2 separate regions of the Homo sapiens genome follow, and region 2 is linked to region 1. A link is an interaction called in ENCODE POLR2A ChIA-PET data of the cell type or tissue named here. Cell type or tissue: endothelial cell of umbilical vein. All regions are shown on one strand. Each heading gives the region's core, and the rest is flanking DNA. Links, peaks and the distances in the headings are about the cores only. Region 1 has its middle 29 kb from the start of LINC02392. Region 2 has its middle 110 kb from the start of DUSP6.

The links. ChIA-PET counts read pairs that join two places held together with the same protein. Peaks named below come from ENCODE experiments on the same cell type or tissue, not always from the same donor. Only the 100,000 strongest peaks of a DNase experiment are listed, where the experiment ranks them.
Region 2: POLR2A ChIA-PET joins it to region 1 with 7 read pairs; 1 of 35 experiments calls an interaction of 5 or more read pairs at or near these places.

The regions. Positions count from the first base shown.
Region 1 is chr12:90,320,498-90,323,420 of GRCh38, reverse strand. No RefSeq gene overlaps it. Among named protein-coding and RNA genes, the nearest start is that of LINC02392, 29 kb to the right of the region's middle. In endothelial cell of umbilical vein, for the core only: no CTCF peak of the experiment used is centred there; DNase peaks (open chromatin) are centred at 1,230 and 1,670; H3K27ac peaks cover 539 bases.
Region 2 is chr12:89,243,259-89,246,181 of GRCh38, reverse strand. No RefSeq gene overlaps it. Among named protein-coding and RNA genes, the nearest start is that of DUSP6, 110 kb to the left of the region's middle. In endothelial cell of umbilical vein, for the core only: no CTCF peak of the experiment used is centred there; a DNase peak (open chromatin) is centred at 1,421.

The sequences.
Region 1 (2,923 bases), core at 166-2,665:
TGATTGGCAAGCAAACATTTAGATTCAACCATAATAAATAAGTGTATTGTCATATCAAAGAAAGAAGATGTCTACTGCATAGTTAAGCTCATTTATCTAAAGTATTAACAACTCTTCTTTAATTTGATATGTACTCAGTCATTTCTATTTTATTGGACTCTAACTTAATGTAATATGCTGACTGGCTATGGAGTAGCCCTTCTTCATAAAATAGCACAATAACTCCAGGCTCTTTAGAAAAGTAAGATCATGCCATTTTTTAATTCCCAAATAAGCACTAGCAATACAAAAATTTTACCTCTTTTGTGATATCTGAAGATTGACTTTGACTTGGTATTTAACTGGGTTTCTGATCAGATTTCCCAATATTTTGCTCTGACAATTTCTATTTGCATTTCCTTCTCTCTTCCTCTTTCTCAACTTCGCTCACTGCCTTCCCTCTCCTTGAATGCTCTTCCAGCATTGATTTGCTTATAAAATATTTTCTCTGCATCTAAGACTTATTTCAAGTGCTAATACCCTGGCCAACCCTTTCCTGATTCACATAGGTAGATGAAGGCACTCCTCTTATGCTCTTATTGCACCATGACCACAGTATTTGAAGGAAGAAGCAGTATATGTCATATAAATATCCCTAGTGCCTTTCTTATTGCCTTACTTAGATACTTGTTATATATTATTTTCTGAATGAATAAATGAATGAATTCATGCAGGGAAAACAAACCGGCATCCAAAGCTAAATAGCAGCTCCTGCATTCTCACAACTACTGTTGAAATCACACTGTTTTATATTCTAGAGACATAAAGTTCTGCACTGAGATAAAACAATGAATTAATTTCTGTAATGTCACATACCTTGAACTCTGAGGGACAGAAATATTTAATTTCCTAATGTGAAGACATAGTTTAAGGAAATTAAACCAGCGATTTTCTCACTCAAGTAATATGTTTTATTTTAACCCAATGAATATATTTATACAATACTATAATGTCTATAAATTTTTCTTCTATAAAAATTAATGGATCTGGTAAAGTTTAGTCACTAATTAATGAAAAGGCAGAGCATCTTGATTTTTGAGTGATATTTTTAATTTCTGTAGCTTAAAAAATTATGAAACAACTCATATTTCCAACTTCATCCTCTTGCTGATACCCTACTGTCTTCCTATTATTATTGGTAGTAAACTTGTCTTGCCTGCCAAGTGAGTCACTTGAGATGGGAACATTTCTTGATTAGAACCTACTTGGGTCAAAGTAATATAAAGAATATATAAGAATGAAAGAAAAAAAATACCATGCTTTATGAACACACAGAAAAACATATGTATATAAGTGAATTGTTTAGGAAACAAAGTCTCTAGATAATGAAAAAAATGCTGCTGGATCTCAATCTTACTAATTTTAGAATTAAAATATAGTGCTAAAATGGCTACTACTCCAAGACCTGTATGAAATTTAAAGAGCCAAAATCTAAATATTAGTTTAGTGGTGAAGGAAACCAAAATATGCCACAGCAAAATATGTTTCTTTGGTATATTTTGAGATGGCTATTTAGAGGGGTTGCAGACACAGGAATAGCTATGAAAAGCTGTCCTTTTGTGGAAGAGATTTGCATCTGTAAAGGAAATCTACATTAGTGAAATAAACAGCAGACGCAAATAGGCTTTATCTGACCCCACCCCCCACCCTTATTTGCCTTATATGAATCTAGGAAGTGATTAACAGAAAAGGAGACTAAAAGTCTGAAACTTTTGGAAGTTTGACAGAGAACATTTTACTATGGGCTCCCATCTATTCTTCCTCAGGACTGCTACCCATGAAGCTTCATCTGCATCACAACAAAGCCTTTGCTCACCATGCCTTTCCTCCCCTCCCCTTTCCATAACCTGTCACCATGCTTCAACCCTCTTTTCCTTTCTCTATGAAACTAAAATTTCAGTCATCTGGCTCTTCTTTGAGTTTCATATTTTTTGTGACTCCTGTGTGCACACATGTGCATGCAATAAATTCGTATGCCTTTTCTCTTTTAATCTGTCTATAGTCATTTTATTTTACAGACTCAAATATCAACCTTTCCTACAATAGTTTTTAAGATATATCCATGGATTCTTTGATATTTCTCCTTGACAATTGGAGCTTTGTACCCCCTCCCTTAGTGTAGGATAGACTTAGTGATTCATTTCTGGCAAATTTAACTTTAGAAGGATAAGACATTACTTCCAAGATAGTTTATAAAGCAATTGTGAGTTCTATGTTGCACATATTCAACCTTTCTTTCTCCTCCCCAACCCTCATCACTCACTTTGGAGGATACCATGCTACCATGTCACAGTGTAAATGAGGCAGTTATGGAAAGGTAGAAACTTACTTTTATGTACTGAGGACACTCAAGAAGCCCAAGGGAGAGGTTCACATGGCACGGAACTGAGGCCTTGAGCCAATAGTCACATTAAGTAGGCTGTTTTGGAAGAGAGTCCATCAACCTGGTCAAGATTTCAGATGTCTTTGGTCTGAGCTGATGCCTTGACTACAACTTCAGGAAAGACCCTGTATTAGTTTTTTACTGCTATTTAATAAATTACCACACGTTAAATGGCATAAAACAGCATATATTTATTATCTTATGTTTTTCATGAATCAAGATTTCAGACACAGCTTAAGAGGGTTCTCTGTTGAGGGTTACACAGGGCTAAATTAAGGCTAAGCTTCACTGATTTAAGGAGCTCAGGTATTCTTCCAAGATGCTTCTGACAGAATTTATTTCCTTGCAACTGTAGAATTCATGGTTGCTTGCTTCTTCAAGGTCATTCATCCAAATAGGTTAGACCTATGCAGGATAATCTCCATTTGATTAACTTAAAGACAATAGATTAGAGATTTAATCATATCTGGAAAATCCTTTCACTTTTGCCATATTCTATTG
Region 2 (2,923 bases), core at 143-2,642, 1.1 Mb after region 1:
TTGCTGCCTTCAGAGTGCACATGAACTTACTAAGAACACAGACAGGAAAACCAAGGATCATACCACAATGTAATGAACGTAAGAGAGAGCTGCTTAGCTTACCTTGCCTCTCCTATTTTATTACAATTTCTTTTTGGGGGGAATCACCTCTCCTCCTTTGTGTGAATTTAAGTGGGATGATAATTTCTAGTGACCAATGCTCACTAGACAAACTGAAAAGAGTGATCTTCCTCTCCCACCCTAGCACAGTCACAGGCTAGTTCAGACTAGTCATGAGACCCAAGGTTGGCCGATGAGACCCTCTTTTAGGATGTTGATACTAGGATGGAGAGAGTATATTCAGGGCATTCTGAACTGAAGTGAGGTAGAAACATCCAGTCCTGATGCTTTCAAATATAAGACAATTATACCCTCTGGTTCTTGGTTTTAACTCCCCTAAATCTTGGGCATTTGCAAGCTTGTTCCTCTATCTGCTATTGAGCCGCTGATACATTATACTTCCAACAAGTTCTCTTTTGGATTATTGGTTCTGGTTCTTGGCTTTAACTCCCCTAAATCTTGGGCATTTGCAAGCTTGTTCCTCTATCTGCTATTGAGCTGCTGATACATTATACTTCCAACAAGTTCTCTTTTGGATTATTTTGATTCAGTTCCTAATGCTTTCAGCCAGGGATCATGAAAGAGTATCATAATCTAGAGTTGGGGTGAAGGGAATAGTAGCTGTGGCAAGAGGGCAGCTTGGAGGAGGTAATGCCTGAGCAGTATCTTTAGGGACAAGAAGGGATTTACAAAGTAAGGAAGTGGGGGAAGGGAATTAGAGGTAGAGGAAATACCACATGCAAAGGTTTGGAGGTTAGAGCAGCTAGGGGTCGGTGTCACTCAGAGGAAATGCAAGTAGCTTTGGCGGTTGCTTTGTAGTTGTATATGTGTGCACATGTATGAGTGAGACAGAATTCGGAGAGCTGATGCCTGATAGGCCTCTAAAGAATATGTGGTAATCAGCTCTTTCCTCTATTAGCATAAACTATGCCTTAGTAATTGGGATGGTATCTAACCTGGCGTGGCTTCGAAAAGAGGCTTAGTAAATGTGTAGTGAAAAGATGTGACTGTTGAATTCAGTTCCTCTGAAATACTTTCTCCAAGATTTTTGGAGTTGGAAGGACTTTGTCAGGTCACCTGTGTCCTGGGTGCCAAAAATCTATGTCTTTTCTGGAGACTGTCCCTCAAAACTGTTAATTCTATTCCCTAGTTTAGGCAATATTGCACAGGGAACATTCCAGGCAGTTGGAAACTTTTCCTGTTTACATACCTCTGGAGAAGGAGGGACCAAGCATCATTCCTGTTGGACCCTTCAGTTTGTAGCAATGTTTTCTGCCAAGTAAGTTCCTCTTTATCTAACCGAAGTCATCTATGCTGCAACTTGCCTCATTTCCTGTTGCTCTCCCCTTAGAGGGTATGAACAGCATGGGCTTGTCACCCTCCTTGGTAATAACAACCTTTCATATGCTTGACGTTGATTACTAAATTGCCTTTAGCTTTCTCTTCCAGTTTTCTTAGTCTGTTTTTCAGCCTTTAATCATCTCTGTGGGTCTCTTCTCAACCACGTCCAAGTGCACAAAGTGCCTCTTAAAGCAATTTTCAGTTTCAAAACAAAACACCAAACTTCTAGGCTTGTTCCAACTGGCAAAATGAAATGACTTTCTAAGAAAAAAATATGAAAAAAAAAGATATTTCAGGGGTTCCTGGAATGTGAAATTATACTCTAACCAATTAAAGCAGGAATAAATCTTTTGATATTGGTCTTTTCAAGCTGATTTAGTTTTAAGTGAGGTTCTTGTCAAAAGAGTCCCTAAAAGAATTAGGAAAGATCAACATAATAAATGTTTATAGAGCACCCACTATGTGCCAGGCATTTGGCATGGTACTAAGAACTCATAGGTAAACACGACTTGATTCCTACTATCAAAGAGCTCATGGTCTAGGAGTTAAGGCAGAAATAAACAAAAGCCATTCAGTGTGATAGATACAATGGCAAATAAGAGAAAGAGGAAAAGTGGGGGCAGAAAGGAAGAAGGTGGCAAGTCTAGCTGGTGAGGTCAGGCTTGAGCAGATTCTTGAAAGAGGACTAAGAGGTTTTCAGTTTTGGAAGGTAGGTGAGGAAGGATGTTCCTTTTCTGGGCAGAGAGAGCAGCATGATAAGAGGTATGAAGACACGAAACAGCATGATGTATTTGGTGATTAGCTTAGGATGCCATAAGCATGTGGCAAGAGATGAGGATGAGATCACAGAGGGCTTCATGGACTACTCAGAGGAGTTTGGATTTTATGTGGCAATGGGAGCCATTAAGTGTTTGTGAGCAATGTAGTAATTTAGGAGAACTAGCTGCCTAGAAGAATCACTGGGCTAAGCAGAGCATATCAGAAGGAAATGGGGCTGAAGTATGGTTGTCCTGGAGACTGACACAAGAGCTAAGAGGTGGTGTGATTGACAGATGAGAAATGATGTAGACTGGGTGACCTGTGGCTCGGAGGAGATGCTCAATGAAGAAATTAAGAAGGAAATTGAAAAATGTCTTGAAATAAATGATAATAAGAACCCAACATACCAAAATCTATGGGATATAGCAAAAGCAATACTAAGGGGGAAGTTTATAGCTGTAAGTGCCTACATTGAAAAATAAGAAAAAATTCAAATAAACAACCCAATGATGCATCTTAAAGAACTAGAAAAGCAAGAGCAAACTGAATTCAAAATTAGTAGAAGAAAATAAATAATAAAGATCAGAGCAGAAATAAAGGAATTTGAAATGAAGAAAACAGTATAAAAGATCAATGAAACAAAAAGTTGTTTTTTGAAAAGTTAAACAAAATAGGCAAACATTTAGCCAGACTACCTAAGAAAAAAAGAGAAAGATCCAAATAA